2 separate regions of the Mus musculus genome follow, and region 2 is linked to region 1. A link is a loop called in an ENCODE intact Hi-C map of the cell type or tissue named here. Cell type or tissue: gastrocnemius. All regions are shown on one strand. Each heading gives the region's core, and the rest is flanking DNA. Links, peaks and the distances in the headings are about the cores only.

What was found. Hi-C counts contacts between places; a loop is a spot of excess contacts. Peaks named below come from ENCODE experiments on the same cell type or tissue, not always from the same donor. Only the 100,000 strongest peaks of a DNase experiment are listed, where the experiment ranks them.
Region 2: a loop joins it to region 1, with 2.3 times the contacts of the local background. A loop is called at or near these places in 13 of 42 quality-filtered maps.

What each region holds. Positions count from the first base shown.
Region 1 is chr5:130,059,246-130,071,724 of GRCm38, reverse strand. It overlaps Crcp (calcitonin gene-related peptide-receptor component protein), which reads right to left. Exons shown (of 6, transcript NM_007761.2): 6 at 10,938-12,020. The coding sequence ends at 11,871. Among named protein-coding and RNA genes, the nearest start is that of Tpst1, 14 kb to the left of the region's middle. In gastrocnemius, for the core only: CTCF peaks have their summits at 5,247 (motif pointing right) and 5,975 (motif pointing left); a DNase peak (open chromatin) is centred at 7,746; H3K27ac peaks cover 2,180 bases.
Region 2 is chr5:130,133,089-130,145,567 of GRCm38, reverse strand. Tpst1 (protein-tyrosine sulfotransferase 1) reads right to left here. Exons shown (of 6, transcript NM_001130476.2): 5 at 11,070-11,109; 6 at 9,835-10,360. The coding sequence ends at 11,092. Kctd7 (potassium channel tetramerisation domain containing 7) reads right to left here and starts at 685. Exons shown (of 4, transcript NM_172509.4): 1 at 342-685. The coding sequence starts at 485. In gastrocnemius, for the core only: a CTCF peak has its summit at 5,951 (motif pointing right); a DNase peak (open chromatin) is centred at 5,949; H3K4me3 peaks cover 253 bases; H3K27ac peaks cover 1,700 bases.

The sequences.
Region 1 (12,479 bases), core at 2,903-10,902:
ATTAGATAGGTAGGTAGAAGTTAGATAGATAGAGATGATAGATTGTTAGATAGGTAGGTAGATAGATAGATAGATAGATAGATAGATAGATAGATAGATAGAAGAAATGATAGATAAGTGATAGATGATCGATAGATGATAGATTGATAGAAATTTAGATAGATACATGAGAGATAGATGATTGATAGATGATAGATAAATGAGCACTAGAAGATTGATAGGTGATAGATAGATAGATAGATAGATAGATAGATAGATAGAGATGAGAGATAGATGGTTGATAGGTGATAGCTTGCTGTTGAGCATGGTTGTACATGTCTATAATTCTAGTGTTCAGGAAGCTGTAGCAGGAAGATCTTAGGAGATTGTCATAGAGAGACCCTGTCTCAAAACCAACAACCAAAGCTAGATGTGGAGGCTAACCTGCAATATCGTCACTAGAGAAGGAAGAAGGAAAAGAGGTTAGAGATGGTAGAGCAGTATGTAGGGGCAGAAAGGGAGAAGGAGGGAGAGGGAGAGAGGGAGGGGAGGGGGAGGGGGAGAGGGAGAGGGAGAGGGAGAGCATTTCATGGAGCCTGTAAAGCGTTCTAGGCAATTGTATCTAGGTTACATTCTCTGGAATAGAAATGATCCAGATTGCCAGACGTGGAAATGGAAACGCTGGAACTTAAGTTCTAAATGGATGGCCACACATTTGACTCATTAGTGCTGATGCAGGCCAGATTGCTTTCCAAGAAACCCTGCCCTCTTCCCTTCTCCAGCTCTTCTCGATGGAAGACACTGAAGGCAAGCCCGGAAGGAGAGCTGTGCCCTTGCGTGGTGGCCAGCTCTCAGGAGGAGCAGATGCCAGCAGGGATGATGACAGAGAGGTGAATCCAGCAAGCAGTCCTTGCTAGAGGGACCACACTCCTCCAGGTCTGGAGGCCTGACTGCATCCATAGTTCAGCTATGACCCTATTTCCCCTGTGCTTCTGAAATCCAACCAGGGCTTACTTTCTCATCCAAAACTGTGTCACAAAACGTGGCGGCTTTAAAAATTGATGTCATATGTCACACACAACACCATAAAGTTACAGGACTGTAACTACACCCTTGGTTGCAGACTTCATTTTGGCCTGTTGATCGTTTGGTTGCTTGGTTGGCCGGTTGGAGACAGTCTCTCTGAGTAGCTCAGGCTGCCCCAGGACTTGTTTTGTACTCAAGGCTGGCCTCCAACTCATAATCTCCTCACCTCGGGCTTTCAAGGGCTGGGCTAAGTGTGTGCCATGGCTTAAAGTCTGTAATGCTTACTCTTGATTTCAAACATGATGGGGTTTACAATCACCCTGGAAACAAGTCTCTGGGTGCATCCGAGAGAGTTTCCAGACTGTGTGAACTGAGGAGGGGAAGGCTCACTCTAAACGTGGACAGCACTGTCTTCTGGGTCTTAGGCTGAGTAAAACCTGACTTACATCAGTATTCATTTCCCCTACTTCCCGCTGTAGGTGCAGCCAGACCATGACAGCTATGATGGACTGAAGCCCATCTTGGAGACAAATAGACCTTCCCTTGAGTGGTTTTGATACAACAGTGAGAATAACAATCCCCCCCCACACACACACACACACTTTAATCCCATCCACTCAAATCTGGAGCCTAGTCTACATTACTTGAGAAAAGACCATGAAGATTCTATGGCAAGCCTCAAATTAAAGACTGGTGAATATGAATTAACCTTTCTCATTGCTGGTACCAAATCCTGACACAATACAATGAACTAACAGAAGGGTTTATTCTGGCTCCCAATTTGAGTAGACAGATTATGGTGGGAGGCTTGGCACGGTGGCAGGAGCATGAGGCACACGGTCCGTTTCACCAAGCTCACTTACTTTCTCCTTTCTGCGTAGTCCAGAATTCCAGCCCATGCAATGGTGCGTCCCATATTTGGTGGCTCTTCCGACCTCCAGAACCTACTCTAGAAAACCGCCCCCAGCCACGCCCAGAAGCTCGTGGCGTCAGTGGCTCTAGATCCTGTTGAGTTGATGATATCAGACATCACACTCTGTAAAGCGCCACAAGAGAGATCAGATGATAAAAGAGCATCTAAGGACTCGGGAGAAGCTGGCCAGGGAGCCCATGATCAAATCATGCACAAATACGGGTTCCACGTTTGGCTCTGGGAGGGGCTCAGCACTCCCGGCTGGCCTGTCAGGGGATGCGGGCTGCCCTTTCTTTTGCTTCATCCTGCAGCAAGGCAGAGACCCTCCCACCCACAAAAATCTGCTCCAGCCTTGAGCTTGCATCGCGAAATCTACCCAACACTCTGAGGAACGACAGAGCCCCAGCATACAGACACATGAAAAAGCTCCGGAGATGGTTTTTACTACAGTGCTTGACAAACACGTGTGAGGACCTGAGTTTGATGCTCCTGACCCCAGGTAAGAAAGCTGGGTATAAAAGTATGTACTTGGACTTCCAGTTATGTGCAAGCACACTCTGGAGAATCCCTGGGTGAACGCTCCCTTACGTGGTAAATATCATCTTAAAGAATCAGGTGGGGACTGAAAGAGACACCTCAGCCCTTAAAAAGTACATCCTGCCGTCACAGAGGACCCTCATTTGGTTCCCAGCAGCCAGGCTAGGTGGCTCTCAACTGCCTGTTACAAAGGAAAAACAAAACAAAACAAACAAGACCAGAATTAGGAAGTCGGGGGAATGTGACTCAGTAATAAAGCACTCGCCTACTTGTGCTCAGCCCAGGTTTCATCCACAGCACTGAAAACTATATTTAAAACCATGTAACAAAAAGAATATACTTGAGGATCTTACAACAATTGCCTCCAGTGTGTTTACATGTCTTATAACCCACCCACCACGGAAGGATCTCTTGCACGGACCCTAGAGTTGGCAAAACGCCAAAAGCAGTGGCAGGGAAGTTCCCACAAAAGAGAGCCCAAACTATCCTGAGACGGGGATGGTTGGGACTCCACTGTGGGGCTGAGGGACATGATAACTGTGAGGGGAATCCAGCCAAAGCATTTATTAGACCTCACTTACAAAAGGATCACAAGTTCATGGCTATCCTCGACCACATAGTTTGTTTGAGGCAAGCCTGAGCTATATGGGACTCCTCCGAATCAAATGAAGTAAGAGAGAGGGAAAGAGGGAGGGAGAGGAAAGGAAATAAGGGAGCGGGCTCCATGAGGAATGTGTTTGTCAGTGAGGATGGGGCAAGAGCTGTAGGGCAACTCCTACACAGACACAGTGATGCCTGCGACCATGATGCACATAGTTGTGCTTTGGCAGTCATGGGCAGAGCTCGGAGGTGAGCATACTGGATTCCTCATCGGGTCAGTTCTGCAATGAGGTCTGGGCACTAATTCTGGAAGCTCCGTTGCAGATGGCTCTGAGTTTCCCATTGCCCACTAACAAGTGCTTTTTCTGTGCAAACTGGCTGCAGGACGTCTTGATGTATGTCAAGAAGTCTTATCTGACCCAGTAAGCAGAACTAAACGGTGAAGGGGGTGCATCCAGCTGGACCATAGTTACAGATGCTTGGTAGTTAAAGTGTTTGGCACCAGAGACTTGGTAATAAATACTCATTTGGAGGCTGTTTGTCTGGCATGTACAAAGCCCTGGACTGGAATCCCAGCAATATGTAGAGCAGGCACAGTATACATACTGGCTTATGTGTCAACTTGACACAGGCTGGAGTTATCACAGAGAAAGGAGCTTCAGTTGCGGAAGTGCCTCCATGAGATCCAGCTGTGGGGCATTTTCTCAATTAGTTATCAAGCAGGGACACCCCTTGTGGGTGGGACCATCCCCAGGCTGGTAATCTTGGGTTCTATAAGAAAGCAAGCTGAGCAAGCCGGGGGAAGCAAGCCAGTAAAGAAAATCCCTCCATGGCCTCTGCATCAGCTCCTGCTTCCTGACCTGCTTGAGTTCCTGTCCTGACTTCCTTGGTGATGAACAGCAGTACGGAAGTGTAAGCTGAAGAAACCCTTTCCGCCCCAACTTGCTTCTTGGTCATGATGTTTGTGCAGGAATAGAAACCCTGACTAAGATGGTGTATGAACCTGTAATCTTAGACTCAGGAGGTGAAGGCAGGAGGATTAGAAGTTCAAGTTAAGCAGGGTGGTGGTGGCACATGCCTTTCATCCCAGCACTCAGGAGGCAAAGGCAGCCTGGTCTTCACAGAGTTCAGGGAGGGAGGGGAGTTCAAGTTGATCCTCGGCTATACAGCAAGCTGGAGGTTAGCCGAGGATACACGGAAGCCAACGCAAAACAACATAAACCAACTAAAGCAAAAAAGGAACACACAAAATGAGCATTTCTATGAACTTGTATGGAATAACTCCCAGAAGATATTTACGTGAATATATTGAATTACATAATACATACATAAAAATATAGCACATAGCAAGTTCTAGAACAGGCTAGGCCACAATGTCTCAAAATTAAACAAACAAAAAAAAGATAAAAATCAATAAGAATAGAAAGCAAGGGGCTGGGGAGATGGCTCAGTGGTTAAGAGCACCAACTGCTCTTCTGAAGGTCCCGAATTCAAATCCCAGCAACCACATGGTGGCTCACAACCATCCGTAACGAGATCTGATGTCCTCTTCTGGAGTGTCTGAAGAAAGCTACAGTGTACTTACATATAATAAATAAATCTTTAAAAAGAGAAAGAAAGAAAGAAAGAAAGAAAGAAAGAAAGAAAGAAAGAAAGAAGGAAGGAAGGAAGGAAGGAAGGAAGGAAGGAAAGAAAGAAAGAAAGAAAGAAAGAAAGAAAGAAAGAAAGAAAGAAAGAAAGAAAGAAAGAAAGAAAGAAAGAACTGGAGGCAGATTACATACAATGAAATCAATTTTATTTCAAATTAGTCCTGTAGCCACACTAAAATTTTCTAAAGAATAAATCCCACTAACTTAATAAATCATTTGACTCTCTACCCTCAACTGGGGGCAGAGGGTGTGATGGGGGGAAGAAGAACCAACAACAAATCCTAAACTCTTTGTTTTCCTGTTGGTTTTGTAGTGGTGGTGGTAGTGGTGGGTCTCTTTATGTAGCCCTGGCTGTCCTGGAACTCACTATGCATAGACCAGGGTGGCCTCAAATTCACCCAGATCTATCCGCCTCTGCCTCCCCAGTGCCCTCCCCAGTGCTGGGATTAAAGACACGCTCCACCAGTGTCTAGCCTAACTATTATTATTATTTTTAATAATCATTTATTATTATATATAAGTACAATGTAGCTGACTTCAGACCCACCAGCAGAGGGCATCAGATCTCATTATGGCTGGTTGTGAGCCACCATGTGGTTGCTGGGATTTGAACTCATGACCTTCGGAAGAGCAAGTCAGTGCTCTTACCCACTGAGCCATCTCACCAGCCCCAACTATTATTTTAAAAAAAATAAAGTTTTATTTACCAGTCTGTGCTCTGCATTGGTGACTATGACACTGTTACGTAGAGTTCAGAGACAACTCTGTGGAGTGGGCACTCTTCTTCCGCCTTTATGTAGGTCTGGGGCCAAGTCTGTGCAGGGAGCACCTTTACCCCCAGGATCCACCTCGCTAGCCCCTAAGCTCTTTTAAATAGCTCTGTTGTTCCCAATGCTATGCATGAATCTGGTCAGACACATTTTAGACACAACAAGGGACTGAGTCAATATGTTGATACAGTTGGAAGTCAGGGTTCTTAGAGGAAGAAACAAACGTGGAATAAGGGGAATCAGGTGAGGTAGTATACACATGCAATTTCAGGATTTAGAAAGCTGAGGCAGGAGGATTGCAAGCTTGAAGCCAACCTGGTCTCAATAGTGGGACCCTGGCTCAATAAACAAAAACAAAACACTGACTGTGTAAAGGGGTTGGAGGGATGGCTCAGTCCTTAAGAACCTGCGCAACTTTGGTTCACAGCAACCATGTCAGGTGGCTCACAATCATAGAGACTCCATCTTGAAAGTGCTCTGATGACCTCTACTGGCCTCAAAGAGCACTGCAATCATGCACACACAGACATAGACATCCAGGCATACACACACAAAATAAATCTTAAGCAGAAAAATAAAACTGTATTACCTTCTAGCTGCAATGATGTCAACACCCTAAATCTGACATTAACACCATTCACTACTAATAGAAATTAAACTACTTCTTTTAACTATTTTCTTTTTTAGATTTATTTATTATATATAAGTACACTGTAGCTGTCTTCAAATACCAGAAGAGGGCATCAGATTCCATTACAGATGGTTGTGAGCCACCATGTGGTTGCTGGGAATTGAACTCAGGACCTCTGGAAAAGCAGCCAGTGCTCTTAACCGCTAAGCCATCATTCCAGCCCCTTCTTTTAACTATTTTAAAGATGTAGTTTAAACCAGGTTTAAACACACCTTCAATCCCAGTGCTCGGGAGGCAGAGGCCTTCTTGATCCAGGGCAGCCAGGGTTACACAGAGAAACCCTATCTCGAAAATCAACCAACCAACAAACAAAAACAAAGAAGAAGAAAAAGTAGTTTAATCTCTTAGAACTGTTTGAGATACAGTTGGAGCATTTGGTTCTATCAAAAAGGCACAGTGTGACTTATTTTTTTTAAGGATGGGTTTGTTTTTTTGGTTTTTATTTGTTTGCTTGTTTTTGTTTTTGTTTTTTATTTTTTAACAAGCCACAGGAACCCAGGAGATATCTTGAGGGAGTTTCTAACAAACCTGAGGCAATTTGGACACCAAAATAATTTAGTGGAAAGAAATTTCAGTCTCCTAGAGACTAGGCTAGTCTCAAATTCACTATACAGCTAAGGATGACCTCTGACCCTGATATGTGTACCATGGCATGCCCCCATCAATAAATAAATGTAATTTACAAACAACAAAACAAACAAACAGAAAAAGAGCCATGCTGGGTGGTGGTGGGGCACGCCTTTGATCCCAGCACTTGGGAGGCAGAGGCAGGCGGGTTTCTGAGTTCGAGATCAGCCTGGTCTACAAAGTGAGTTCCAGGACAGCCAGGGCTATACAGAGAAACCCTGTGTCGAACCCCCCCCCCCCCAAAAAAAGAGCCATATGTGGTAATATACATTTGCAATCCCAGAATCCCAAAGGCAGAGATTGTAGACTGAATGCTACTAGACCAGCGAGAGACTGTGGTTGAAACCCAAGAGAATGGTTACCAAGGAACCTGAGGTCTTCTAACCTCCACTTGCACACACACACACACACACACATTCAGGAAAAATGTGCATTTATTTGTATATCACCTACTATTTTTATCAGGTTTTATAAATTTGTTTGCACGTATTCTAAAAAGAAAACAAAAGGCTATGACATAGAACAGTGTCTGGGAGTGAGAAAGGGTCTTGACCCTCAAAGTTGTCTTCCATAGAGAGAGCCAGCCAAGGCACCACAGAGGAGCTGTAGCTTCAGGTGCCGCAGCTGATGAGACACGGAAGCTGGGTCTTTCTAGAGCAAGGAGTAGGTATGGACCTGAGCATCCACCATAGCTGAGTGCTGAACACTGTCCGTGGAGCCTGAGTGTCACCCCATCAGTTCCTAGTCTTGAGCGCTTCCAGCCCTGGGCCAATCAATCCACCAGCCTCAGGCCACTGTCCACCCTGAGCACAGGTTAGCAGCTCTGGGGATCTAGACACAGGTCAGCTTCTCCCATCGCAGTCCCTGAGATCTTGCCTTGCCAGGTTGGTTCTTGGCTCCAGGCTTGATCCGGATCCCTACTGGGACCTTGCCTACAGCTGCCAACTTCCTCCACAATAGTTCAGCCCCTGGCTTTCCTTCAGCAGTTCTTGCTTTGTGTGCCTTGCTCTAGCCCTGACTCTGTGGCCCCTCTATGACTCAGGACATTGGCTCCTTGCCCCAGGACCCCACCCTGACTATGCATGCCCTGACTCTCCCAGCTGAGGCCCTCACAGGGGTAGAATTGGAATATTTCACCTGGAGTGTCCCAGCTTTCCAGGTTCCCCTAGCCTGCCCTGCAGAACTTGGAACTTCTGATTCTGTAAATAAGACTGCCAACTCAACTATGACCCAAGACATGTTGGTGACTGATGAAGCTTTAAGCAGGAATAGCTATAGTTCTATCCAGGAACTGACTACAGAATGAAGAACAGACCCACCCAGTGCATCATAGCCTCCAGCCCCAGGATTGCCTGCGCTCAACCCTTGTGCTGGCTAACTTTATGTCAACTTAATACAACTAGACTCCTTTAAGAAGAGGGAATCTCAATTGAGAAAATGCCCCTATAATTTTTTTTCTATATGCAAGTCTGTAATGCAGTTTCTTAATTAATAATTGATGTGGGAGGGCCTAGCCCATCACTGAGTGGTGCTGTCTCTTGGCTGTTGGTCCTGGATACTAAAAAAATAAAAACTAGGTGAGTGTCTTAGCTAGGGTTTTATTGCTGTGAACAGATACCATGACCTTTTCAAGACAGGGTTTCTCTGTGTAGCCCTGGCTGTCCTGGAACTCTGTAGACCAGGCTGGCCTCGAACTCAGAAATCTGCCTGCCTCTGCTTCCCAAGTGCTGGGATTAAAGGCATGCATCTCCACTGCCCAGCCACCAAGGCAACTCTTATAAGGACAACATTTAAGGAGCTGGCTTACAGGTTCAGAGGTTCAGTCCATTATCACCAAGGTGGGAACATGGCAGCATCTAGGCAGACACGGTGCAGGAGGAACTGAGAGTTGTATATCTTCATCTGAAGGCTGATATCAGAATACTGGTTTCCAGGCAGCTAGGATGAGGTCTTAGAGCCCACACCCACAGTGACATACCCACTCCAACAAGGCCATACCTTCTAATAGTGCCATGTGCTTGGTCTAGCATATACAAACCATCACAGCGAGCAAACCAGGAGGGAGCAATCAATGAGTGTTCCTCCATGCCTCTGCATCTGTTCCTGCCTGACTTCCTCACTGATGGTCTATAACCTGCAAGTTTATAAGTTGCTTTGGCCATATTGGTGTTTGGTCACAGCAATAGAAACCCTAATGAAAACAACCCCTTTCATTTGCTTTCAAAAGTATTCAGGAACCCAAAAGGGAAATCAGAAAAGGGATGGGTACCAGGCAGAGAAGCAAGCTTGGTAATAGATAGGCCTGACAGTCCAGCCTGTGGGGTCTACATCTGGAGCAGACAGTAGTCCCAGAGTGTATGCCCCCTTTTCTGCAGCTCGCTGGCTTTGAGTCCTCAAGCCATTCTTTCTCGATATCAGCTTCAGTGCTTCCATATACGACTCAGGGACAATGCACATGAGCCACTAAGCACTGCTTCTCCATACTGGAGACTTTTGTAGCCAAAGCGTGACAAAACAATATATGGAAGGATAGGCCTATCTTGGCACTGGTTCCAGAAAGGTCCGTGTGCAGCTGCTGGGCTGGCTGTTTCTGGGCCTAGGGTCAGGCATAGCATTGTAGTGGTGAGAGTTTGGGTAGCAAACAGGAAGCAAAGGGGAAAAAAATGACAGGAAGAGGACAGGCCAAACAGCCACCAAGCTTTGTCCCTTGTGGCCTACTTCCTCCCAGGGGAGTTTTAATATGCCCCAACAACCCATTCACATCTAACCCATCAAGGGATTAGGCCTAGCTCAGGCTTTGTGATCTCTCTGGAAACACTCTCACAGAAACACCCAGAGCTGTGATTCTCTAAACTTCCAGATCTTTCTCCATCCCAACAAGCTGACTATCAAGTTAATCCTTAGCTGGGGATAGGGGTGCATTCCTTTAATCCCAGGACTAGAGAGGCAAAAATAAAACAGACAGACACACAAGCAAAAAGATTAATCATCGCTGGGGCTGTAGCGTGACCCAGTGGGTACGGTGTGTTGAATATCTGCCATCATTCGGAGGTCTCGGAGTTCTGAACATCTGGCCCCAGTGGTGGTGCTCTTTGGGGAGGTGCAGCCTTGGTGGAAGTATGTCACTGGAAACAAGCTTTGAAAGTTAAAGATACCATGCCATTTCTTGTTTGCTCTCTCTGCTTCATGCTTGTGGTTCAAGATGTGAGCCCTCAGATTCCTCCTGCTCCTGCTCCTGTGCCTGGGCTCTGCCAACATGGTCTCTTAAACCTCTGGAGCCATAAGGCAAAATAAACTCTCCCTAAGTTGCCTTTACCTCAGCAGCAGAAAAAGAAGCAATAGCATGGGTAAAGGTGTTTGCTGCCCACGCCTGATGACCCGGATCTCAGACTGAATGGAAAGAACTGACTCCCAAAGGACATCCTCTGACCTTCACATGTGGCCATGGTATGCGAATATCCACATGTACATGTGCATGCGCGCGCGCAGGCACACACACACACAAACAGTAATACAATTCTAAAATTAAAGAATAAGGGGGGCTGGTGAGATGGCTCAGTGGGTAAGAGCACCCGACTGCTCTTCCAAAGGTCTGGAGTTCAAATCCCAGCAACCACATGGTGGCTAACAACCATCCGTGACGAGATCTGACTCCCTCTTCTGGAGTGTCTGAAGGCAGCTACAGTGTACTTACATATAATAAATAAATAAATCTTTAAAAAAAAAAAAAAGAAAGAATAAGTATTTCAACCTAAAAAAAAGGCTGGTACTCAAAGGTTGGCAGGCAGTCCAGTGTGGTGGCAGACACAGGAGGCTGAAGCAGGAGGATGCCTCAAGTCTAGAGTCTGAGCAACAAAGTATGATCCTATCAGGACTTGGAGAGATGCTTCAGTGCAAAGCACCAAGTAAACTGCCCAGCCCTTGGGGCAGTTTACAATCCCTGTAGCTCCAGCTTCAGGGGATTCAACTGCCATGCTGTTCTGTCCTATAGCAGCACTGCATTCACACATACACACACACACACACACACACACACACACACACACACAAAATGCTTTAAAAAGAGATCTCAAAACGCCCAAAAGGAACTTCCTCCCTCCCTTCCCTACAACACACAAACATACCAGGTATGGTGGCACATGCTGTTTTTTGTTGGTTTATTTTTATTTTTATGAGACAGGGTCTGTGTGGCGCTGGCTGGCATGGAACTTGCTTTGTGGACCAGGCTGGCCTCCGCCTCCTAAGTGAGTGACATACACTTTGAATCCAAGCATTAAGGAGGCTGAGGCAGAAGAATCATAAGATGTCTGATGAGGACAGACAGAAGGGACCGCATAATAAGTTCAAGGTCAATGTGGGCTGCAAGAGACTCTGAAAACAAACGCTTCTCGTGTTTTGTAATATGCTAGCCTATGCTACCTGGGTACTCTGGCAACAAGAGGGCCATATCCAGATGCCCTTTGACCTTGGACCGGAACCAGGAGTCAAGATAAGCCTCTTTTTCTTGTCACTCACCCAGGCTATAGAGTTGTGGGTTTTGCCACAGAAATTGGACTAATTTCTTTGTATGTGTGTGACATGCATGCACATTAGGTGTGTACACCAGGCTAGGCTCAGATTGGAGTTTTCTCTTATCTCCTATTCCGCCAAGGACATTCCTCTACAGTGAGCTAAGCTCTGGGTCATTTCCCCTAGAGCAGCTGTGTGCAGCTCTGAGAGCTGGTGACCATCTGAGTCCGTTCTCCCAGCTCCATTCTACCCAGCAGTGCCTGACATTGCCTACAACAGTCATCAAAGCGCCTGACGAGCTCCCACTGTGTGCATGTGCGGCACAGGCCACACAAGCCTTTCTACCCCAGACAGCTGCAGTCCTGCTCCCCCATCTTAGCCCCTGCCCTGCTCTGACCCCAAAGCACAAAGATTTCTTTTCATCTTATTTTTGTGATTTTTTTCCCCCAACAAATCCTGAGATCAGGCATACTGAGAGAGGGGGTCAGGCCAAATAAAGAGTTCTCTGAACATCCAGGAAATGGCTGCTGCAGCTTTGAGCTTCACGAACAACTTGGCCAGCTGCACATCTATGCTGGCTCCTCCTCTTCCATAGCCACGTCATTGCTAGTGCTTTTGCTCTGTTCATCCTCTGGACCTGCAGGCAGAATGCTAGTGACAGTGTGCAGGAGGGCTTCGATCTGCTCCTCTGTGAGCCGTTCTTCACTCTCTTCTACCATCTACAAGGGAAAGGAAGCCTGTCAGGAGTTAGGAAGTGAGTCTCCCATCACAGCCCACCCGGGCCATGCAGTCCACAGCGCCAGCCCAGCACTTGGTCCTGAGCCAGCCAGGGCCTCATCTAAGATCCACAGTAGGATGACACCAGGCCAAATCCCAGACCAAGCCAGAGCAGGCACACAAAAAAGCAGATTGTCTGTCCATCCGTCCATCTATCTGTCCCTCCCTCCCTCCCCCACCCCCTCTGGAGATTGGTAGTCCTGGCTGTCCTGGAACTCACTATGTAGAGCAGGCTGGTCCAACACACAAAAATCTGCCTGCCTCTGTGTCCTCAGCGCTGGAATTAGGGTTATGTACCAACACCACGCCCAGCTTGGTTTTTTTTTTTTAATTAAGGAAAATCCTAACCTATTTCCATTCCCATCCATCCATGAATATGTTGGATGTGCAAAGAAATTCAC
Region 2 (12,479 bases), core at 2,272-10,271, 74 kb before region 1:
AACTGCAGGTAGTTTCTAATGCCACTCCCCCGGCAGCTGGAGGATACACCTGGATAACCCAGGTCCTCCTTTGGATTGTATGGAACATGCTATGTGTTGAGTCCTCGTCTAGTTGATAAAGGTGACATGAAATACAGGAATGGAACTGACATCTGGTAGTACGGGAAGAAGGGACTTGGAGTGCAGGTGACTCGGGGCAGGGAGGATACACCTAGTGTAGGAGTGGCATCAGGGGTGGATAGCTCCTTGGGAGGCTCTCCGCCCAAGGTCAGCTCTGCAAGCACCAGTCTCTCCCTCGCTTCCCATCAGCCCTCCCTTCCCCCATCGCTCGATCCAGGTACCTCCTGGGGCAGCAGGGGCAGCCCGTGCCCCGCTTGCGTGGCCGTAGGAGTGGCCGGCTCCAGGAAGTCGTCTTCGGCTTCGGAGCTGGACATGGCACCGTCCGAGTGACGGCTGTCTGGCTCCCGCCCGGTGACTACCACCATCCCTCTGGCTCTGGGCGGTGGGCGCGGCTTCGGGTAGGCGGGTGGGCGGAGGCCTGAAGAACTAAAGCCAAGCAGTGCCTGACATGACGAGATGGGCCGCCGGCGGGCGCTAGACGCCGAGGACCTGCAAGCAGTTAGGATGTCCTGTGCTGCCCTCCAACAGTCTAACGACCAACGCGCCTACAGTTAGTCGCTGGTCTGACCTGGCTGCCTCCAGCCATTGGCCGAATCTTCGCTGGCTCCGCCCTGATTGTCAGGAGGTTCGCCCAATCACAGAACAAACAATTCGGCCTTAAGCCGTAGTGGCTACAGGCCTACCCAATTCTGATTGGCTCTTGGCTGACAAGCGCGAGCGACGCCTGTCTGCTCCAGGGTTTGGCCGAGGGGAGGTGATCGCCCACTGACGACCTCGATCAGCAACCACCGCGTGGACCCTGCGCTGCAAATCGGAACCAGGCGCTTCTTGCTATTGGCCGAGGTTTCATGAACTCCTGCTATGATTGGCAAGAGCATTGTCCAATTATAGGGTAAACACGTCTGGTTGGGTTTGTTCCATTCTGATTGGCTATCTAACTAACGGGAGCGCTACCTCCCTTGGTCCAGGCCACTTATCTAGGGAAGCGGCTCTCTGCGCATAGCAACCACAGCGCAGGTAGCATCTCTGGCCTCACCCGGTCGCCTCCTACTACTGGCAGTGTCCGATTAGCTCCGCTATGACGGTTAAAGGTCTGATCCAACCATCGAGGTCTCAAACTAGAGTGACAACTGACAACGGCTTGCCGATCAGTCCCATTCTTATAGGCCACCTAAAGGGCACGCGTTCTGCACTTCCGACGTTCAACGACAGCGCTGGTCCCCCGGCGCGGTTCCCGAAAGGACAGACCACCCAATTGCTCCTGCTATTGGCTGTGTCCTCGCTGGCCTCCGCCCCTGATTGGCAGGAAGCCCGCTCATAGGGGCAGCACCGTGGTCCTGCTTTCATTGGCTTTCTGACTAGCAGGCGCGAAGCTCCAGGCCACTCCACTTTATCATCCCGGTCCATGTGTCCTGGGAAAGGGCCCAGGACTGGCTGGTTTGTCTCCATAGCAGCGGGCCAGTGAAAAAAGGCCTAAGCAGGCTGTCCTTGAGGATGTGTTGTGGAGGGCTGAGGGCACCTGCTGTGTAATAGAAATTGAGCACTGCAACACCAATGGCTGGCAAGGACATGGCTGCTGTGCTAGCGCTTTTTCCGTGGACTCACACAGGAAGGAAAACCTTGGTTGCAAATACCTTTAATTGCAGCGACTTGAGAGGTTAGAAGGATTTCTGAGAATTCAACTCTTGTCTCTAGTATAATAAATAATAATAATAAATAATAACGGAACTGAGTATGGTGACTCACGCTGCAATATCAGTACTTGGAAGTCAAGGCCAGCTTCAGCTTCATAACATTGTGAGTCCAAATTGGGTTACATGAGACTGCTAAAAACAAACGCTAAAAATGAAAAAAATTAAATAACCACAGATGAGAAAAGAGAAAACCCCACTCCCAAACAGGGCTCCTCTTCTCCATCTGACCTGCCCACACATGCGTACGCGCAAAGCTGTGGCTTTATCAGATGCCTCCTATTTGTTTAAATTAGCCATTCAAAAATAAGTGGATGGAGAGTACACCACCAAAAGGCTCAAGCCCTCCTTTTGAACTGGATTTCTGAATATCTTCTCCCCTGGCAGGGAATCTGTGTTTTGCTGTATGTGACTTCAATAAAGCTTGGCTGACTGCCGAGTCCTCGCCTTTCCTGCTTGGTCATTCTTTCAACTGGACAGAGAAAAAGAAGCCATACCCGCAATTCTAGATGACCCTCTCCATGATAACGTCATCACCTCTGCACCAGGACACAGACAGAAACAGGCACTCCCAGAAGGCTCTTCCCAGCTAGTCAGATGACCCATTTGATGCAGCACGTCTCAGTCACGCATCGACTGTGTGACCTCTGTTGGGGGAGGTTCCTTCAGAAGAAGCCCCGCATCTTTCCACAGCTCCAATAGGCTTTTGTTACCTGTCCCAATAAACCACTTAAAAGAGAAAATCAGAGATTTAATCAACATGGCCCACACTGCGAAGAGGAAATGGTCATGCCAATTATCAGATGAACTTTAGGCTTAAGTAGATGACAGATTGAGGCAGAGGCTATGCACTAGTCAAGATGTGGGTTGTCTTGGTTTTGATTCTGTAAGTTGGTCCAAAGAAATCCTTTCAAGCTGATTAGGATAATTCCTACTCCAGGTGCGGCCTCAGTATCACAGATAATTTTTCCTATGGAGTGGTGGGTGGGTGTCTATTCTGTGAGCCTCTGCTGGTCCTAGAATCCAAGATGACTTTCAGATTTTGAACAGCAACTGAACGCCTTTCTAAGCCCCTGAAACAGAACACTGTCAAGAGGAGGCAGTTAAGATGGCTCAGTCATTCATTCTGTTGCCTTCCGCGGTGAAGGGAACTGGGGTAGGCTAAGGCAGATACTCAAGTGATTCGCCTGTGTGGAATCAACCAGGACTTTGACACAAAGAAGAAGGAGACGAAATGAGGACAGAGATGTGAGTCTGGGTTTTGTGTGTGAGGGCATCCAGAAGAGGGCCTCAGATCCCCTGGAGCTGGAGCTAAATACAGGAGGTTCTAAGTTGGCCAATGTGGGTGCTTGGATCAGAATTCAGGTTCTCTAGAAGATCAGCAAGTGCTCTTAACCACTGAGCCATCTCTCCAGCCCCCTGTAATCAGTTTTCTGTGCTGGAGCTTTCTTCTACTTCTGCCAAGAATTTCCTTTAGGAATGCACTTTCCCATTTGGTTTCGTTTATACAGCTTAGGAACTCCAAGGTCAGCAGCCTGGGATGAGGGCTGCTGGGAAAGTAGGAAGGGATAAAGGGGGAGGTCTGGGAAGGAGGGCCACTCGCTGGCAGCATGCAGTTACCAACCGCACCACTCTGGGAATAACTTCCAGCCAGTTCGCAGGGCAGCTGCAGAAGAGTAGGGGGCCTCTGAGGATGGGCTAGGCAGCACATGAAGATGCAGAAATCTCAGAGAATAGAGGCTGTGATACCTTGGAACTCCACCAAAGAATTATGTCACATGACACCAAACCCTGAAATTAGGCGCTGAGTTAATCTTTTTGCCAACTCTACCCAAAGGAAACTTTTTTTTTTTTTTTTTTTAAAGAAAGGAACCTCATGTGCTCACTCAGTTGCTATTTACTCTCCTGATTTTATTTTTCTTTATGCGTCTCTGGGTGCTTCTGGACCTGTATATGGGTACCAGCAGAGGCCAAAAGAGAGGGTCGGATTCCAGGTGGTTGTGAGCCATTTGACTTGGGGCTAGGACCTGAACTCAGGTCCTCTGGAAAAGCAGCAAGTGCTCTGCTGAGCTGTGCTTCCAATCTCTATTTTAACCTGAGAATGGGTCTCACTCACATATCCCAGATTGACCTGGAGCTCCCTAGGCAACCCCGGATGAGTTTGAACTTCTAATGGCCCTGTCTGCATCCCCCGAGGATACACCATCGCGCCTGATTTACCAGCTCTGAAGTTCTGACGTTTGCAACTGAATTCCGCTGAATCCTTTTAGTTGGCTGGAAAATGTAAGGCTTGAGGCACTACTACTCCTGAGGCAATATAGGATTAAACAAGCAAGAGCGTAGGTTAGCCAGCCCTTTCTGCCCAGAGCCACAGAGTAAAATCTTCAGACTTGGCAAGCCTTTTGGTTTCTGTCATTGTAGCAAGAAAGCAACCACAGACAAGAAATGAGTATGTGTGGCCAGCCAGATGTGGTTTTCTGGCCAACATTTACCACCGCTGGGGAGAAAAGGGATGGAAATCTCAGCCCAAACCAGCTCCATCTGACTTATATACATGAGCTTCTGCCTCGTTCTGGATTCACATTGCAATTATCTAGTGGGGAAGACCAATAAGGAGCCAAGTCCCGATGGCATCAATAGTGCTAATCGTTACTCAAAAGGATACGTTTAAGTAGTAAGTCATTAGAAAATATGTTGAGCAGGGTGGGTCCTCATGTGTCTTGTATCCCCAGCCTTTGAGGCAGGAGGATTAGGATTAGCAGTTCAAGGTGGTCCTCAGCTACCTAGAAAATTCAGTGCTAGCCTGGGATACATGAGATCATAGCTTTAAAAAAGATAACCAGGCAGAGAGAGAGAGAGAGAGAGAGAGAGAGAGAGAGAGAGAGAGAGAGAGAGAGAGAGAGGAGAAGAGATGAAAGTATTATACTTACATAGGCATGCCAATGACACTATTCAAAACCATAGGGACAGAGCTCACCTGTAGGATTAGAGAATTCAATCTTTTGGGTTCCCCCAACCCCCTTCATCCATGTTTTGGGACTGGAGAGCTGGCTCAGCAGTTAAGAGCACAGACCGCTCCTCCAGAAGATTGGGAGTCAATTCCCAGCACCCACTTGGTGGATTAAAACCCATCTGTTAACTCCAGTCCCAGGGGACCCGACACCCTCTTCTTGCCTCTTTGGGTACCAGACACTCACATGGTACACAAACAGAGATGCAGGCAATACATATAAATAAAAACTTTAAAAAATGGTCTTTGTTTGTTTATAGTAGAGTCTCGTGTAGCCCAGGATGGCTCTTCATGCTCTTATGCAACCCAAAGAGACCTTAAACTCCTGATCCCCCTGCCTCCAAGTCTGAAGTACTGGTATTTCAAGTGTGCACCATCACATCCAGCTTAATAATAATAATAATAATAATAATAACCCCACTGCGGGGGACATTTTGTAGAAAAAACCTTCTCCTTGTTATTTTTTAAAAGTTTAAAAGACTTATATGTATGAATGTCGTAAGTGCACATAAGCATGTGTGTGTGTGTGTGTGTGTGTGTGTGCGTGTGTGTACATGCACTAAATGCCTGCCTATTACCAGAAGAGTTGAGCAGAAAGTAGTGGATTCCCCCAGAACTGGAGTTACACATACAATGTGTGTGCTAAGAACTGCACCCAAGTTCTACCCAAAGGCAACAAGTGTTCTTTTGTTTTGTTTTGTTTTTTGGGGGCAGGGTTTCTCTGTGTAGCCCTGGCTGTCCTGCAACTCATTCTGTAGACCAGGCTGGCCTCGAACTCAGAAATCCACCTGCCTCTGCCTCACAAGTGCTGGGATTAGAGGCGTGCGCCACCACTGCCAGGCACAACAAGTGTTCTTCATCACCAGGCCATAGCTCCAACCCCACTTTCTCTTTTTAAAAATAATATTTTCATGTATTTTTTTTCTTACGTAGTCTGTGTATTTGAGGCCCAAAGGACAACGCGTAGGAGTCGGTTTTCCCAGCATGTGGGTTCCTGGGATAGACCTCAAGCTGCCAGGCGTGACCTTAGCTGCCTTTACTCACTGGGTCCAAAGTGGACAGAACTTCCATTTGTTCATAATTCTTTCCTATGGCAAAAGTTTTTCAGATTCGGCAGTCATTCCATGCTTGGCCAGCAGAGGGCACTTTAGGCTTTTCCTATCAGAGCCAGACCACAAGGTCAGAATTCTACACTACGTAACACCAAACAGTGGCTATGCTGTGAAAATCGACCAACTCTAGATTCTTAGTAATAACTCTGGAGTGGATGAGACACACTTATTTATTTTTCTAAGAAGATAGGGCCAGGTATGGGAGTGAGCTCCTAGCACTTGGGAGGCCGAGGGAAGTGTTCAAAATCATCCCATAGCTGGAGGCCAGGGTAAGCCCCAGACCACCTCACAAAATCAAAAGTAAAAAATATTAAACACAAGTCTTATATAAGCATCGTACATATGTACATACATACACCACACACACACACATGCCTACAAATTGAAAATAAATAAAAACAAAAGGACTCAAAGCAACAACAAAAACCAAGCCAGATTTTAAGGAAAAAAGAATGCCCTGCCTAACCAATTCCCTACCAGCCTGTTTTTGGTAGTGAATACTAGAAGCCTTGTGACTTCGTGAAATAAGGGTTTACATTAAAGTCCTAAGGACTTTAATCTACCTGGAGTCCTTAGGACGCAATCGTGCCTGAGAAATGACTGAGTCCAGGGTGGTATTTAAGAAGTTCCCATGAGTACTAATGACGAGTTAACAGAAAAGCTCCTGTGGAAAGATGCTGATTGGCAGGTAATGACTGAGTAGTGATGGTCACTGGCAGGTCATTAAGACCTGGCTCTGGGTCCAGGCCACTGCATTCGCACCCCACCCACAACACTTACTCAATGGGCGACTTTGCGTAGGATGCTTGATTTCCTTGAACTTATTCATGATCTTGACAGACGTGGGTCTCAGCACAGCATCCACCCCGAGCTCCATCGTTCAGGCTCCAGCTCCGGGCAAAGCGGTTTGCCCTGGCCCTGGTTCTTGAGGCGCTCTAGGCGATCCTTCTCAGAATGGCTGGTTATCGGATGTAATACAGAAGGGCTGTATGTTATTTTCTCCTTGCATTCTTTATCGTCTTATTTTTAAAAACAGATCTTAGGTTTTAAGTGTACGGGTGTTTTGCCTGTATAGCAATACATGCCTCTAATTCCATCACTTGGGAAGCTAAACAAGGTGTATCATGAATTCAAGGCCAGCTTAGGCTACGTGAGACCCTTTCTCAAAATAAGAAGATTAGAGAAAGGCTCTACTCCTTATTAATACTTGCTTTTCTTGCACAGAACCCAAGTTCAGTTCCCAGGACCCTCACAGTGGCTCCAGCTGACACCCTCTTCTGGTCTCCTTTCACACAGCACACACATGTGACTGCTTTTCCAAAAGTCCTGAGTTCAAATCCCAGCAACCACATGGTGGCTCACAGTGTACTCATATACATAAAATAAATAAATAAATCTTTTAAAAAAGAAAAATAAATTAAATAAATAGATAAGCCGGGCAGAGGTGGCACGAGCCTTCAATTCTAACACTGGGGAGGTAGAGGCAGGCGAATCTATAAATTCAAGGCCAGCCTGGTCTACAGAGTGAATTCCCGGACAGCCAGGGCTCCACAGAATAACTGTGCCTTGAAAAACAAACAAATAAATGAACAATAAATAAAGTGCAGAAAAGAATATCTTTTATCATTTGGAAAAGAATTGCCTTTCTTCATGAAGCTCAAGAAATATATTCTTAGCCGGGCGTGGTGGCGCATGCCTTTAATCTCAGTACTAGGGAGGCAGAGGCAGGCGGATTTCTGAGTTCAAGGCCAGCCTGGTCTACAAAGTGAGTTCCAGGACAGCCAGGGCTACACAGAGAAACCCTGTCTCGAAAAACCAAAAAAAAAAAAAAAAAAAAAAAAAGAAATATATTCTTAGACCAGAGCCAGGCATGGTGGCTCACATCTAAAATCCTGGCAGAAGGGTTGCTACAATTTTGGGGTTAGCCTGGACTACACAGTGTAGTTTACCTTGGTCTACAAAATGAGACCTAACGACCACCAATGCAGAGGGAGCAGAAGTTAAGTTTATGATCTAACTCCCAGCACTAGCCAATTTTGTCAAAGGCCACAGCAACTTTCCAATTGGATGCTTGCACACGTATTCCCTGCTTGCTGCTTACAATAAAGCCTTGCCCCGATAGACATTCAGGGCTCCCACACACACCAAAACTGTCCTGTGTGACGGTGGTACGTTGTGGGAGCTTGACTAGAATAAAGACCCTGCTGTGAGTTGCATCAGATCGACTCCTGGGTGTGTTTTGGGGGATCACTAACATTTCCCTGTCAAACCATGACCACTCTGCTTCCTGGGCAACCAGACGCGACAGCCACTTTCCCTCGCCTTCCCTCCGTGATGGACTGTAAGCCACAAGCAGCTTTTCTTCCTATGAAGTTGTTTCTCTCAACTATCTTGGTCACAGCAATGCAAAGGAAACTAGCACAGGTGTCTGGTTTTAGAAGAAGAGCTAGGAGAATCTTCCAGAGGACACTGGACTTGCAGAGACCTCAGGACAGAGAGGCAGCTACCAGGTCAGGAGCAGAGGGGAAGACATCCTAGGGAAAGAAACAATGTACAGAGGCCTATGGAGGGATGGAGCCGAGAACTGGGGCTGGATCGCAGGAGATGGTGGTCTCCACTCCCAAGGAGAGGAGGCCAGGGCAAGAGTGGGACTGGTGCGTCTGCTGAGATTATTTACTGTAATGGTGTCTTCACAGAGGGCGAAGTCTTTGATTAGGGTTGGGACAGAGGAGCTGGAGGTTAAATGGATAAATTCAACAAATATTTGACGGTGGGATCAAAGGTCTTGTATTCTTGTATATGCACGGACGGAAAGAGAGTGACCTTTATGTGTCTGGCTGAGTGACAGGGCAGAAGGGACTTTAGTTAGTGACGCGGATATGACCAAACCGGCTGCAGATGTGAAACCGGAACGCCACATAAAATATCTTGCCCTGTACCTGGCAGAGGAAACATAATCGATACTTGTGGTTACTATGTATTATCTCCGCTATTCTGTGTTCCACAATAATGACTTACGGCAAAAAAGTAGCATCTTTGACCTTAGACACAGGACGCCAGAACCAACTGGAACAGGACTCATAAATGAATGGCAGCAGGCCTCTGAAATAAGTTACAGAAAATGTCCCTAGGTGACTGAGCATGAGGCCATGCACTCTAACCACTGTGCTCTGGAGGCAGAGGCAGGCAGATCTCTGCGAGTTCCATGCTGGCCTGATCTACATAGTGAATTCCAGGACAACCAACCAGGCATACAGAGAAACCCTGTCTCAAAACAAATATACAGAATGTCATTAAGAAGTGATCGTGCCAAGGGCTAAGGAGATGGATGTCTTAGCAGGTAAGGTGATTGCTGTGAAACCATGCGGTTGTGAGTTCAGATCCCAGCGCCTGTGTAAAAAAACGCCAGGCATGCCGGCTGTGCTAGCCTCTGCAACCCCAATGCTGGAGAGGAAGCGCAGGCAGATTCCTAGGGCTGCTGGCCAGCTAGTCTAGCAGCCAGCCCAAAACACAAGCTCCAGGTTCACTGAGAGACCTTGTCTCAAAAAATATGGTAGAGGGTGACATAAGATACCGGACATCAACCTATGGCCACACACGCACACACACCCACGCGCATACACCCACGTGCACACACACACACGTGAACCCACACACGCACGCGCACACACACACACACACACAAGCACACACGCACGCCCGCGCACACACAGACACAGAGGGAAGAAAGGGAGTGAGAGTAAGGGAGGCAACAGGGCAGGGAAAGCGAGCGGGGACTGTTGGGGGGGGGCGGGGACTGTTCCGGGGGAGGGGGCGGGGCAGCTATAGCACAGCCCACAGGAGTCGGTTTAGCACTGTCTCAGGTCTGTGCTCTCAATGACAGCACTGAAAACGGGACCATTGAGTGCTTCACATTTAAGCTTTTATTTTGAAAAATAAAATACAAAAGTCATTAGGTTGTAAATGTATACAGTAATTTCCAAACGTCTCTGAAACAATACAATGAATTATTTAAATAATTAAGGTATTTACTATTATCCACATCGATACGTTTCAACAGGCACGAGTGTTCTACAAAACATCGGAACGTGTACATAGAACCTATTCGGAATGAGACTGCCTGATTTTGTTAACAGAATGCCAACTTCAAACTCTCCTTTCCTTGAAATTAAAGACTGGAACCTGGGAAGGAAAGACAAGGACAAGAGGAGCTGTGACAGAACTGTGTCCCTGCTGGGCTCCTCATCCTGAGGGCCATGCATGTTCCTGGGCTCAAGAGCCATCACTTGGGGAGGCCCGGGTGTGTGACACCCCCCCTGGGGACAGGAGGCTGGCAGGTGAACAGGAGCGATGGGCACAGACACTCCTTGTCGCAGCAGACAGCCGTTCCCGAGATTTCCCTTCTGTAGACAAGGCAGCAGTCGTCCCTAGGAAAACACACAGCACGTGGTTACAGGCAGGGATCAGAGCTGCCTCTCCTGTATCTCCCGCCTCAGTCCTTGTTTGTGCCAGGGGGTGAGTGGGCTCCTGCAGCCCAGGGGCATGAGGACAGACAACCACCAGGCACAAGCCTCGGAGGGACAGGCATGAGGGGCATAGTTTCCTATCAGTGATGTTTCCAGTACCTGCAAGTAAGTTCAAGATACAAAGCATGAGAACAGGAGGGCTGCCACAGGCCCTTTCTAATGATGGTGACAGTCACCACCAATGTCCAGGGTCCAAAGCAACCATACTGACTGCTCATCATGTGACAGGACTTTAACAGCTGGGCTCTCTGGGATCTTTTCCCACCAGCACACAGGTAGCTGGGCTCTTCAGTCTCTCTGGCTCTCTACCTAATGATTCATAATGCTACAGGCCCCTTGCAAATGCTATCTCCACACTTTCTTCGTGCCAGACTCTCTGAAGAAGCCATGTTAGTGAGATCTCACCATGGACCTCTGCTTAGCACACTCTTCCTATTACAGTCAGGGAAACAGACACAGAACTAAGCTGCTTGGTGCCAGGAAGTGGCAGAGCCAATGCCGACCCAAGCTGCCTGAGGCCAGAGGTGTGCCCTCCATCTGGACACACGGCTATCTCTGCTAGCCCACGGGGAAAACTCTACCCAGCAGCACCCACCAGGCCTCACCTCACCTGTGGGAAGTTACGGGCTCAGTTACTCCACTTGCTCCGTCTGTTGAAGGAACCAAGAGAGATGTTAAAATCCTTGGGGTTGCTTGGTTAGTAGGGACTGTTCCCACCAACACAGCAGGTATGGCTAAAGGGTTATAAGGGTTAACATTACATTTAAGTTTTAAACTGACAGTGAATAGCAGACAGAGACAATAAATAATAAATAAATAAATCCCCTAGCTTGCATAGGCTGTACTCTAGCAGCCAACTTCCTTTTCCCTAGACATTGAAGCCTATTCTTAAAATTGACTGATCTTGTAATATTTGCTGCTCCAGCAAGATAGTGGGGTCATAAAACTTAACTGCTACTTTGTTTTGTTTTTTTGAGACAGGGTTTCTCTCTGAAGTCCTGGGTGTCCTAGAACTCTGTAGATCAGGCTGGCCTCGAACTCACAGAGATCTGCCTGGTTTTGCCTCCTGAGTGCTGGGATTAAAAGTATGTGCCACCATCTCCTGATGACTAGCTATTATTTCTGTTTTTGTCATCAAACTTCAAAGAGATGATTAAGACAACTGCAAGACATATATGATAAAATAAGACCCTGTCTTCACATGGGCAGGATACATGCAATCGTGTAGCTTTTGCCCTTATAAGTCCTATGCTGGGCGAGGCTAGGGGCTGCATCTTGGGAGTGCTCTCAGGTACAGTCCTGAACCTGTGTTGGGGGACTAGTAACTAAATAAAGAGCCTCTTCTTGTGAAAATTTATTCATGGTTATGGTGAATCTCCAAGGGACTCCTCACTTGTAAGAGGATCTCCCAGACTTTCAGATAAACTCAGCCTGTAACTGTTTGAAAGAAAGAAAGAAGAAAAAAAAATCTAGACTGGTCTTCCCCACATTCCAGGGAGAGTCTAACTCCTTGGCATCTCCTGAGCAACAGGGACACCTTTGTTCCTCATGAGCCCCATGGATACCTCTGAGTCCGTTAGGGCATGAGGTCTCAGAAGCATCAACACTGTGGCCCGATGTTTGAAACTCTGAGCCTGCCTAGTCTCAATTCAAATGCTGGGAGTTAAAGTTCAGGGGACTTTTGGTTATTGTGTCCATGAACAAGGAGAAGAGCATGGGGCTCTGATTCCACAGGAAGAGGACACAGAGCTGTCTCCGGGACTCTCCCAGACCCGGCCTGTGTACCTCTTCCTTAGTTCTGACTGACTGTGAACTCTAGTATGTGGAAGAGTTGGCCTTGCAGTGGTCCTCCTGCCTCTGCCTCCTGGGTCTGGGATTAGAAGCATGTGCTGCTGTGCCTAGCACATTTCTATTTCTCTTTCCTTGCTGTGATAGGGTCAAGTGTAACCCCAGAGGGCCTTGGACACTCCACGCAGCTGAAGATGACATGGAACTTGATCCCACTGCTTCTAATTCACAA